Regions from separate parts of the Mus musculus genome. Here region 1 is linked to region 2. A link is a contact called in ENCODE Hi-C or POLR2A ChIA-PET data. All regions are on one chromosome and are shown on one strand. The core of a region is the stretch at or near the end of the contact, and the rest is flanking DNA. Distances in the headings are between cores, read along the strand shown.

Evidence for each region. A loop is a pair of places that touch in the nucleus more often than their neighbours do. ChIA-PET counts read pairs that join two places held with the same protein, here RNA polymerase II (POLR2A).
Region 1: POLR2A ChIA-PET joins it to region 2 with 10 read pairs in Patski. The contact joins the enhancer-like site here to the promoter of Pom121 in region 2. A Hi-C loop is called at or near these places in 1 of 37 maps with a recorded cell type or tissue (left cerebral cortex). POLR2A ChIA-PET finds 5 or more read pairs at or near these places in 1 of 5 experiments (Patski).

Annotation. Positions count from the first base shown.
Region 1 is chr5:135,517,405-135,523,709 of GRCm38, forward strand. The region is part of intron 1 of Hip1 (huntingtin interacting protein 1); the gene reads right to left. Among named protein-coding and RNA genes, the nearest start is that of Gm52790, 15 kb to the right of the region's middle. Within about 2 kb of position 4,972, at least 1 of the 3 ENCODE cell types and tissues checked has a DNase peak (open chromatin) inside an H3K27ac peak, as active enhancers do.
Region 2 is chr5:135,391,146-135,397,327 of GRCm38, forward strand. Pom121 (nuclear pore membrane protein 121) reads right to left here and starts at 3,401. Exons shown (of 13, transcript NM_148932.2): 1 at 2,792-3,401; 2 at 1,165-1,380; 3 at 477-635. The coding sequence starts at 3,360.

The DNA.
Region 1 (6,305 bases), core at 3,722-6,221, 130 kb after region 2:
GAAAATAAAACACACCTTTTTAACGGTTTATTAGAAATGCATGCATAGTGGTGGATGAGTTCATTTTCAAGGAAGTGGGCAATGAGCCAGACCTCTCCTCAGAGGCTCCCAACTCCAGAAACTTCTGCCTGGGAGGCAGATGGCAGACGGCTCACATTTGGTTCGTCTGGATGGAGAGAAAGTTCCAGAATTCCAGTTAATCCCCTTGTTTTCAGCACCTGCTGTGTCCTACCCTCTGCCAACATGGAGTCTCAGGTTGATTAGAAACAAGCACCGGCCAATTTCTCCAGCCATGTCCTCAGCTGCTCAGCTGGAGTAGGCGATACCAGTGAGCCTGGGCTTGCATGTGGTTGCCTTGTGTGTAAAGGCATGAGTTTATAGAAGTGCAGGGTGTGTGGTGTGTATGTGTGGTGTGTGGTTTGTATGTATGTGTGTGGTATTTTTGTGTGTATGCATGTATGTGTATTGTGGTTTGTATGTGTCTTAGTCAGGGTTTCTATTCCTGCACAAACATCATGACCAAGAAGCAAGTTGGGAAGGAAAGGGTTTATTCAGCTTACACTTCCATACTGCTGTTTATCACCAAGGAAGTCAGGACTGGAACTCATGCAGGTCAGGAAGCAGAAGCTGATGCAGAGGCCATGGAGGGATGTTCTTTACTGCCTTGCTCAGCCTGCTCTCTTATAGAACCCAAGACTACCAGCCCAGAGATGGCACCACCCACAAGGGGCCTTTCCCCCTTCATCACTAATTGAGAAAATGCTTTACAGTTGGATCTCATGGAAGCATTTCCTCAACTGAAGCTCCTTTCTCTGTGATAACTCCAGCTGTGTCAAGTTGACACAAAACTAGCCAGTACAGTATGTATGTGCGTGGTGTGTGTGTATGCATGTATGTGTGTGTGTGATATGTATGTGTGTGCCACCATACCGGGTTTTGGAGTTTTTTGTTTTGTTTTGTTTTGGTTGGTTGGTTTTTTGAGACAGGGTTTCTCTGTGTACCCCTGGCTGTCCTGGAACTCACTCTGTAGACCAGGCTGGCCTTGAACTCAGAAATCCACCTGCCTCTGCCTCCCAAGTGCTGGGATTAAAAGCATGTACCACCACTGCCCGGCTGGTTTTTGTTTCTTTGTTTGCCTGATTAATTTTTGTTTTGTTTTGAGACTGGGTCTCACTATGGAGCCCTAGCTGGCCTTGGAATTCTCTCCATGGACCTCGGAACCCACAGAGCTTGAGACTGACCTCTCTGCCTGCTAAATGCTAGAACTGAAGGCGTGGGCCAGCTCTCCCAGTTGTTCGTCTGCTTCAGCATGGGCTCTAGGGATCAAGACTTGGGGTCTCCAACTGAGCCATTTTCCTAGCCCACTGGTTTAAGACGAGAGTCTCACCATGTAGTTTAGGCTGGCCTGGAAATTGCAATCCTCCTGCCTCAGCCTCCCTGATGCAGGGGTTAGATGTATGTGCTACCACACCAGGAAGACTGCTGGCTTGTCACTTCACATGACTTCAGCCTGCATCTTTCCCAATAGGACATGTTCCCTATACACACCTCTCTGGGCTTCCATTCTGTGCTCAGCATTTGTTCATATCTTTCCAAACCTGCTGATGTCATTGAATGAGGATCTCTTCGTTTCCTTCTCTTTGTCCATATAGATCATTATTATTCTTATTTATTTATTTAAATTTACTGACCAATTCATGGAGGGGAATATGCATGCCAGAGTGCTCAAGTGGAGGTCAGAAAACAACTTTCCATCCACCATGTGATTTCCAAGGATCGAACTTAGGTTGCCAGGCTTGGCTGCAAGCACCTTTTCCCTCTGAGCCCTCTCACTGGTCCCCTTCTCATTGCTTTGCTATTATGTGTAAAGAAAATGTTGGGAAAGCCATGTGTGTGGCCAATCCACTTCACCTCCCCAGTCCTCTGTTACACTTCAAAAGATAGTCGTCAGGGCTGAGAAGCCATGAGTTCAATCCCCAGCGCTGCCAAGCAAAAGAAGTGAACAAAACAAAACAAAAAAAACCCTAGAAGGGTTTATGAAATATGGTCTCTCCAGCATTCTGGAAAGGTGAGGAAGACTGAGTTCTGGGCCAGCCTGGGCTACATAGTGAGAGTCTGACACAAAAAACCTCAAAGGGGGCTGGAGAGATGGCTCAGTGGTTAAGAGCACTGCCTGTTCTTCCAGAGGTCCTGAGTTCAATTCCCAGCAATTGGAGAGTTTTGGGGGCCACTTCTAGAAACTTGGCAGGAACTAGACGTTGGGCCAGGACAGGGAGGTAGGCTGTAATATCTTGGTCATCCTGATAAGCCCCTAGAAACAGTGATCTTGAGACTTTGTTTATTGCCTTGTTTGTCCCTTGATTATTTTTGTTTATTGTCTTCTTTGTTCCTTAACCTAGAGCTGACCTTATTATTTGTATGTACTTAAATTGGTATAAAAGCAGACTGGGAAAAAATAAACCCGATTCAGCCTCAGAACAGGCTGGGGGCACGCTACAGTGTTGTCTAACTGTCTTTTTAATCCTCACTCCCTCTCTGGAGAACCTGCTGAATGACTGAGTTGCCTTGGTCAGGCTCACAACCATCTATAATGGGGGCTGGTGGCTTCTTCTGGCATGAAGGTGGACATGCAGACAGAACACTCATATACATAAAATAAAAATAAATCTAAAAAGGAAGGAAAGATTTAAAAAAAAAAATGTGTTCTGGGGGCTGGCAAGATGGCGTAGGAGGTAAAGGTGCTCACCACATAAGCCTGATGACTTGAGTTCAATATTCGGATCCCAGGCAAAGGTGGAAAGAGAGCCAACTCCATGCAGATGTTCTCAAACCTCCACAGCTGCTTAATGGCGCATGTGCATCCGCACATTTGTAAATACGTGTGTTTACACATAATACACATAAACTATTTAAAATAGCTTATTGGGCTGGAGAGATGAGTCAGCAGCTAAGAGCACTTGCTGCTCTTGTAGAAGACCCAGGGATTCTTGGCAAGATGGTGGCTCACAACCATTTGTAATGCCAGTTTCAGAGCACCCAATGCTCTTATCTAATCTCTGTGGGTACCAGGCATATATGTTGTACAGTGTATGTGTGTATGTATGTATATATGCAGGCAAAACATCCATATATGCAAAATAAATTTTTAAAAAATTGAGACATATTCTCTCTACTCAACCCTGCCTGTTCTAGATTTTGTAGATCAGGCTAGCCCCACAGAGATCTGCCTGCCTCTGCGTCTCAAGTGCTAGGATTAAAGGCATGTGCCATAATGCCTGGCTAATAAATGTTAAGAATTTTTTTAAAATGTAGCTTATTTTTTCACTGACCCAGTGAGGCAGAGAAGGATAGATGGGGCTGTGTGTGGCATCTTGAGGGAACTCTCTCTTCTGCCACCATGTCAAGGACACATTTGTTATACATCTCCCTTCTCTGCATGTTCCCCTGCCCCTGCCCACCCAACCTTTCTCTCCCACAAACAAACACTTTGGCCGGGCAGTGGTGGCACAGGCCTTTAATCCCAGCACTTGGGAGGCAGAAGCAGGCAGGCAGATTTCTGAGTTCAAGGTCAGCCTGGTCTACAGAGTGAGTTCCAGGACAGCCAGGGCTACATCTAGCTGTAGCCTATCTCAAAAAACCAAACCAAACCAAACCAAACCAAACCAAACCAAACCAAACCAAACCAAACACCACTCTGGTGTTTAGCACAGCATGGACCTCCATGCTGAAATCATTTTCAGAAAGTTTTAGCTAGATTGTAGAGACACATTCGTGTCATCCTAGCACTGGGGGATTGAAATGGGGCATCAAGAGGACTAGGTTAGCTTCAGTTCCATAGTGAGTTCAAGGCTAGCCTGAGCTGTGTGAGACTCTATCTTAAAGAAGGGGTTTATAGTGTTCTTTTCTTCTCTCTTCTTTTCTTCTCTTTTCTCTTCTCTTCTCTTCTCTTCTCTTCTCTTCTCTTCTCTTCTCTTTTCTTTTCTTCCTGTTTTGTTTTTTTAAGACAAGTTTTCTCCGTGTACCCCTGGCTGTCCTGGAACCCATTCTATAGACCAGGCTGGCCTCAAACATTCTGCCTCTCAAGAGATGGAACTAAAGGTGTGCAACACCACCATCTGGTTTATAATTGTCTTCACATAAATGTGTGTGTGTGTGTGTGTGTGCGTGTGCGTGTGCGTGTGCGTGTGCGCCTGTGCGCCTGTGCGCCTGTGCGTGTGCGCGTGCGCGTGCGCGTGTGTGTGCGTGTGTGTGCGTGTGCGTGTGTGTGTGCGTGTGCGCCTGTGCGTGTGCGCGTGCGCGTGCGCGCGCGTGTGTGTGTGTGTGTGTGTGTGTGTGTGTGTGTAAAACTTGCAGGAGCTGATTCTTTCCTTCTTCTGTGGGACCTGGAGATGGAGCTCAGGCTCTTAAGTTCTGGGATAACAATTGCGGCGCATCACACCACACTCTACCCTTCCTGGTACACTTTCAAGATGGCCAACACTGCATCTTCATCTACATCCGTATTTCTGACCTTCACACACCTAGTTCCCACCTCTTGTATTCCTTACAGTGAACTCGCTCATTAAGTCTCACTTTTTTTCCCCATGCATTCTGGGGTTTCATTTCACACAACAAGGTCTGGATTCTGTCATTCAATGCACAAAAGGTCAGCGTCAAATGGGAGGGCAAGGACCAGGGCGAGGGATATAGCTGAGTTCTCCATACAAAGCCATTTAAGCTCTAGTTTAAAACAAAACAAAACAAAATTTAAAAATAAATAAATAAAAAGCCCAGTGCGTGAGTCAAACAAAACAAACCCACAAAACATTCCAGCCCCCAGGACACAACGCCGTCTGGGACTTTTGCAGTGGCATGGTCACTTCCCCAGCTTCTCTTTAGCTCGAGCCTGGTCCTTCCAATCCCACCTGTCACTGCTGCTGGCTCCCTGTGACTTCTCTGAAGCTGAGAGGCACTGTACAGTTCCAAGTACTCTCACAAGTAGCTGGAGATGATTAATCCCGCCTCCCTGGGCTCTTTCTACTATTTTTAGGCATCCCTTGATGTTGTGGTTACAGAAGGCTGAGCCTTGACCACTCAGCCACTCAGCCCCTATTTATCATTTCATCATTCACATCCCAGCCTCCTCTGCTCCAAAAGTAACTTGAACTCTGCAATCAAGTGTGATTCATCCCCGGCTCCAGCGTCTGGCTCTGCAGACCTATCTGGCTCAATAGTGAGCGCCGGGGAGGGCATGCTGACATTCCAAAGACCTCACTCATTCCAACTTCAGTGGATCTCAGTAGCACAAGCAAAGAAGACAACAAGATGACAGGTCCCACCCTCAAGGGACCAGACAGCCTCCCTGAGTGGAGCAACTCATTCCGCGCCTGGCACAGCAAGCCCTAAAAATGTTATCCGCTGATTGATTGACATGGTGATCAGAACATGGTACCAAGAACGTAGCCACAGGGGAAAGACAACAGCAAAACCAACCAGAAGGGCTTACGGGATTACAGGCACCTTGGCAAAGAGAACCCTAGATTATCCCTCATTGGGGACATGAATATTCCAGCCCTAAAGAAAGACAATAGCTGCTGCCTCACCTAGGGAATGAGAAAAATTGCCATTTTGGGATGATTTACCAGGCTGGGGATGAAATCAAGGACACATACACTGGACAAGTGCTGTACTGCTGACCCACACCCTCAGTCCCTCCCTGGGGGATTCTAGGCAGGGGCTCTACCACTGAGCCACGCCCCCAGCCCCTCCCTGGGGGATTCTAGGCAGGTGCCCTATCTACCTCCATCTTGCTGCCCCAGCATGGAAAGGTGTTTGTTGTTGTTTTGGGCATTTGGGGGGGGGGGAGGAAGGTTGTTATTGTGGTTATGTTTGAGCTTTTTCTTGAATAATTTTCTAAAATACCAATAATCATCATTACATTTTTTGTAGCCATGTTGTACACACTTATAATCCTAGCACTCAGGAAGCTGAGACGGGATCACTGTGAATATGATGTCAGTCTGGGTTAGAACAGTGAGTTTCAAGCCAATGAATATTAAGAGTGTGAGAACTTGCCAGGCAGTGGTGGCGCATGCCTTTTATCCCAACATTTGGGAAGCAGAGACAGGAGGATCTCTGAGTTCAGTACCAGCCTGGTCTACAGAGTGAGTTCCAGGACAGCCAGGGCTACACAGTGAAACTCTGAAAAAAAAACAAAGTGTGTGTGAACTTGTCTCTTTAAAAAAAACAAAACAAAGCGAGACAAAAGCTACAGCTGTTTGTATGCTGTGGTGGTTTATGTTGTTGTCCCCTTGACAGGCTCAAGA
Region 2 (6,182 bases), core at 2,151-4,650:
TTTCATTCAACAACACTACTGCTATTTAACTAAAACAACAACAACAAAACCAAACCAAACAAACAGACCCATACAATTGGAGGGGAAATCTCTGAGCATTTACTTTTGGGAATAAAATTTCACAGAGTAGCATCCAAGGCAGAGAGCTGGTCACACAGGCTAAGGATCCCACTTTTCGAGGTAGAAGGGCCCAGAGTTCAAGGCTAGCTCGGGTTGTAGAATAGAACCTGCTTCAGAACACTAGGAGGGGAGGGCGAGCCAAATGCCAATGCAGGTTTACGTGCACGAGGACTGAAACTTACCCAGCCCGTGCTTTAAGAGGTAAACAGTATTAAAGCCTTGTTACCACGCTGCTCCAAGGCTCAGACTGGAGCAGCCTCTACACCTGCCTGGTAATCACCACCACTTGAATTCTCTGGAGCCCCCACCCCACCCCCGGGAAGGCAGTGTAACACCATACTGAGACTGCTCGTTACCTTCTCTTGTTTTCCTGGCCATCAAGGTGCAGCTGGTCTTCCTCCGCCACTGTTCTTTTCTTCTTCTCCTTGAGGGCGTTCAGGACAGTCTCCTTTGCACAAGGATCTGGGGCATTACTTGATGGTGAAGACAGTGTTGTATCGAGTATCTGCTCTGACCTATAATGAAAGACAAGATTCTGGAGACAGGATATTTTAACTCCCATGCACATACAGAACAGAACGGAAACTAGAAGCTAAGCAAGACCTTGGCTCATCTATGTGTAGAAACTACCATGACTACAGGTCAGGCATGGTGGCGTGAGCCTTTAATCCCAACAGTGAGAAGCAGGAGGATCATCCTGAGTTTCCAGACAGCTTGAGCTACTCAGGCAATTTTAGGCCAGCCTGGTCTATGAATGTGTGCATGCCTGCACGCTTGCACACTGGAGAAATGGCTCTGGCATCCTGCATACCCCTAGAGACACAGCTCCAAGGGAAAAAGGCCAGCTGGGGCTTCAACAGCTAGACCCAAACATGATCCCCAGGGTCAGCGAGACTCTGGCCTGAAAGGAAAAAAAGCGAGAGCAATAGAGTCCTGAGGCCTTCTTCTGGTGGTGTCCACACAGGTACAGAAGGTTACTTGCACACACAAGTTTGTATACACAAACACACACACACACACACACACACACACACAGGTACTCACATTGATGAGCGGAATAGCTTGCTGTCTGGAGGGGCAATCCTCACTGTCACTGGGCTGCACACCATCCTGGAGTTCCGTGGAGACAGCACAGCCTTCTTATGGCCACCATTCCAGCAGACGGTTGGAAGTGCCCCAAGCAAGGAATACTGGGCTTGCTGAATGGGATATCGTCTTCGGGGTGTTATAACAAACCGACTGGACAAAGGCCCACAATCTCTGTGGAGAACAGGAGACAGACACTTGATGGAACCACAGTTTTTGTTTTTGTTTTTTTTTAATTTATTTTATTTATATGAGTACACTGTAGCTGTCTTCAGACACACCAGAAGAGGGCATCGGATCCCATTACAGATGGTTATGAGCCACCAAGTGGTTGCTGGGAATTGAACTCAGGACCTCTGGAAGAGCAAGCAGCCAGTGCTAGTAACCACTGTGTCATCTCTCCAGTCTGGAACCACAGTCTTAAAAGAACACCAAATTCAACTGACTGCAGAAACAAGAGGCATTAACACTTCTTTCAACCTCTTATTTTTCTGTTAGACAGTGCTGGTAGCAGAAACTAGGGGTGTGTGCATGCTGGACAAAGCACTCTATGACACTAACAGCTCAGACTTTAAATTTCTCTAAGCAGCAGAGAACGTAGCATTTTTTGGCACATTTCTCCCATTTCATCCAAAGGCAGAAAATATCAGTTGCTTAATGGCTGTCTCTACCACAGACTTCATCAAATTAAGAGGGAAACTGGAAACCTTGCCCACATGGGTACTTCAGAAGAAAAGCACATGCAGTTGGGATGTGTAGGAATAGTTTTTTTTTTTTTCCTTTCCCCCAACTAACCACCAATACACAGCAAAAACCAAACATTAACAGGTATTCACCACCTCAACTAAGCAGACTTATCAAGGCCAGTGAAACGTCTTGTGAAGGAGCTTGCTGCCAAGCTGGAGACCCAAGATCAACCTCAAATTCACGTGGAAAGAGAAAAAGGACTCCAGCAAGCTATCCTCTCATCTCCCTGTGAATATGCAATTTAAAAAGAAAAAAATGCTTTTATCCAGAATCCGGGTTGAGTGTAGTGGAGCACACCGGTAATCCCAGCATTTAGTAGGTGAAGGCAGGAGGGTCAGCAATCCAAAGTCACCCTCATGAGTTCAAGGGACAGCTCAGATACATGAGATCCTGTCTCCGGGGGGGGGGGGGGGGGGAACAAAAACCCAAAGGCTGGGGAATAGGTAGAGGGCAAGCTTGCCTGCTATGACTGAAGCTGTGGGTTCTATCCCAGCACAGCATACAACCTGGTGCAAACCTGTAATCCTATCAGTGAACTCGCTCAGAAGACGAGGCAGGAGGATGAGTTCAAGGACAGGCTCAGCCAAAGAACGGGGTTGAGATTAGACAGCCTATGCCATCAAATACCCTCTCTTAAAAAAAAAAAAAAAGAAAAAGAAAAAAAATAAAGAGAAAAGAGAGTAATGGGAAAAGGGAGGGAAGGGCGTAGAGATAAAAAGAAAGGGAAAAGGCAAAGAAAAGAAAAAGGGGAGGTGAGTTAAATCCGATTTACAGGTTGAGCCCTACGTCAAATCCGCGGCCGCAGAGACCCCACCCTGGGAAGATCGCCGGGGCTTACCGGTGGGGCGGCCTCCGGGAGGGTCGCAAAAGCGGGGTGGGGAGCGCGGGGTAGACGTGGTGGACTCGCTGGACCGCCGAGGCCGGAGGCGGGGAGCGTGCGGGTGGGCGGCGCCCCGGCCTCTCCCTTGGGTCCTGCCGGAGGGCAGGCTCGGGCGGGCCGGGCTTGCCCAGGTAGCTGCCCATGAGTAAGAGCTCAGCCGGGTCGGGGCCTCCCAGCGGGCTGCGGGGTTCGCAGAGGCTACCGTTGACTGGTGACTTGGCCGGAGGCGGTGAAGCGGTGAGAGCTGGCCGCGGGTGACGGCGCGCGTCGCGCACGAAGGACGACAGGGCCCTCGGGCCGCGGGGTTCTCGGCTCAGGCCCCACCAGGCCGCGCTCGCCCCCACGGCCAGCCAGGCCAGCGCGGCCGCCGCGGGCACCAGGTAGAGCGCGAGGCCGAGCAGCGCTAGGCCGAGGGCCGCAGCACCCGCCGGTCCTCCGTAGCCGCGGGCCCGGCTCCGGCCTTCCCGTCCGCCCAACGGGGGCCGCCGCCGCTCGCCTCCGTCAGCCGCCGCAGCCGCCGGAGACATCGCGGCTCCGCGCCGCGGAGCGGACTTAAATATCCCAGGGTACACCGCGCCGCGCGCCGCCGCCGACGTCACTGTCGTCGACGCGGCGCGCCGGGTGGAAAGGGGAAACCGCCGCCGCGTGCGGAGCACGGCGCGAGAGCCCTAGTTTGAAAAATTACAGCTTAGGTAGGCGGATCGGTGCACGCCTTGCCTCTCAGAACGCGGGAGGCGGAGGCAAGAGGAGTTCCGTGAGTTTGAGTCCAGCCTGGTTCACAAAGACAGTTCCAGCGCGACATGGAGACATAAAGCCTGTCTCAAAACAGCAAAACTTAAAAAAAAAAAAAAAGAAAGAAAGAAAAGAAGAAAAGTACAGCCCGGTTTTTGACGCTGGAGGTTTCCCTGACGCTCCTGGACTGCAGAGGAGTGATGTTAGAAATCAAGGCACAGAACGGAGATGGGTGGCACGCGCCTGTAATCCCGGCATTTGGGAGGTGAAGGCAGGAGGATCCCGAGTTCTAAGTCAACCTGGGCTACTTAGTGAGACCCTCCCCGTCTAAAACAAAATAAAACCCGATCAGTCAGACCCTGTATTGGAAAAGGCCAATCAGGCCCTGTGTGGAGGCTCACTGTTTATCGCAGCGAGGTCAGTTCCAGGCCTGCTGGAGCAACACAGTGAGACCCTGTCTCAAAATAATTTTTTAAAATGTGTGTTTTGCTTGAATGTATGCTGGGATTACATTCACACCATCACATCTTACACTTGCGTGGAGGTTGAGGGTCAACGGCAAGTGTCTTTCAATCTCCTTTTTTTCTTTTCTTTGTTGTTGTTTCTCGAGACAGGGTTTCTCTGTATAGACCTGGCTGTCCTGGAACTCACTCTGTAGACCAGGCTGGCCTGGAACTCAGAAATCCACCTGCCTCTGCCTCCCAAGTGCTGGGATTAAAGGCGTGCACCACCACCGCCCAGCAAGTCTTTCTCAATTACACTGCACATTATTCTTTGACACAGGGTCTCTCACTAAACCCAGAGCTCACCAACCTGGCTAGGCTGGCTGGCCAAAAAGACCCAAAATCTTTTTGTGCCTACCTCAGTGCTTGGGATTACAGGGGCTCCTACTGTGCTCAAGCAAGCTTGCTCAGCAAGCCCTGTACCAATGGAACCATCTTCCCAGTCCATATTTCCCCCCTTTCCATCCTTCCCTCCGTTCCTCCTTTTGTTTGTTTCTTCTTTTTTTGAGGATGATAGACTGAGAGCTATTCCTCCACAATCAAGAGTAAGATAAGACTAGACTTGGGGAGGGAAGGCTAGATGGATGAGGGAGAAGCGGGGAGAGGCAGGGATTAGAGTTTAGAGACGATGCATATTGTTAATAAAACTAGCTGAACTGGTAAATGACAGTGAGTACAGTGGGCACTGGTGATAGTTAAGAAACAGGGTGGTCCTGCTCAGTGCCATTCTTAGTTTCTGAGGTGTAATCCAGTAGGGGTTTGTTGTGTATCGGCCACTAGAGGGCAGTCCCAGGCTTATCCATTAAAGCACAAACACACACAGCCTTATCTGTCCACCTTGGTTTTATGCAGTGGTTCTCAACCTTCCTAATGCTTTAACCGTTTTATTCAGTTCTTTATGTTGTGGTGACATCCCCCAACCCCCAAACTATAAAGCTACCTCCTAAGTGTAATTTTGCTACCGTTATGATTTGTAGTGTAGATGATGTTTTCTCGATGGTCTTGGGGTGGAGGGGTCAGTACCCACAAGTTGAGAACCACTGGCCTTATGGTCTCACTGAAGCACTGCCTAAAGGACACACGACCAGGCTACCCGACGCTTGTACTTGTCCTTTGAAAATCGTAGTTAGGGCTAGAGAGATGGCTCAGAGGTTAAGAGCACTGACTGCTTTTCTAGAGGTCCTGAGTTCAGTTCCCAGCATCCACATGGTAGTAGCTCACAACCATATGCAATGGGATCTGATGACCTCTTCTGGTGTGTCTGGAGACAGCAACAATGTGCTCACATAAGTAAATAAATCTTTTTTTTTTTTTTTTTAAGAAAATTGTTAACAAAACGGCAAAGTGAGTCAAGTCTGCTGGGAATCCCAGCCTACTCCTTCAGTCTCCCCCCCCCCCCATTTCCCTACAGAGAGGGAGTGAACAGAACTGAATGCTCCTATTTAGGAAGTAGAGGCAGGAGAATGAACAGGGCAAGGCCAGGACAACCTGGGTTACAGGACACCCTGCCTCACCCTTCTCCCCAAAGGAAGGTTGGAGAGATGCTCACTAGGTTGGGGTTTGTCCACCTGACACAAACCTAGGCATGTCTGGGAAGAAACCTCAACTGAGAAAATGCCTCCATCAGGTTGCCCGCAGGGTATTTTCTTGGCTAATGATTAAGGTGGAAGAAGGCCCAGACCGACGTGAGAGGTGCCACCTTTGGGCAGGTTGTCCTGAGGATGGATGGATTATAAGTGTGTGTGTGTGTGTGTGTGTGTGTGTGTGTGTGTATGCCTGTGTCTGCGTGCGTGTGTTTGTGTGTGTGCGTGCACTGTGAAGAGCAAGCAGCTTTCTTTTACCGTCTCTGCTTTAGTTCCTGCTTGCTGAATCCCTTCAATGACAAACTATGATGTAGAAGTGTGAGCCAAATAAAACCCTTCCCCCACACCCCCCCATGTGATTCCTGGTCATGCTTTGTTCCTCTCACAGCAACCAAAACCCAACCTAGTAAGTTTGCTTTACTTTCATCGCTAGAACCCAGGTTAAAGCCCAGTTGCTGGGGCTGGAGAGGTGGCTCAGCGGTTACCAGTGCCAACTGCTCTGCCACAGGTCCTGAGTTCAATTCCCAGCAA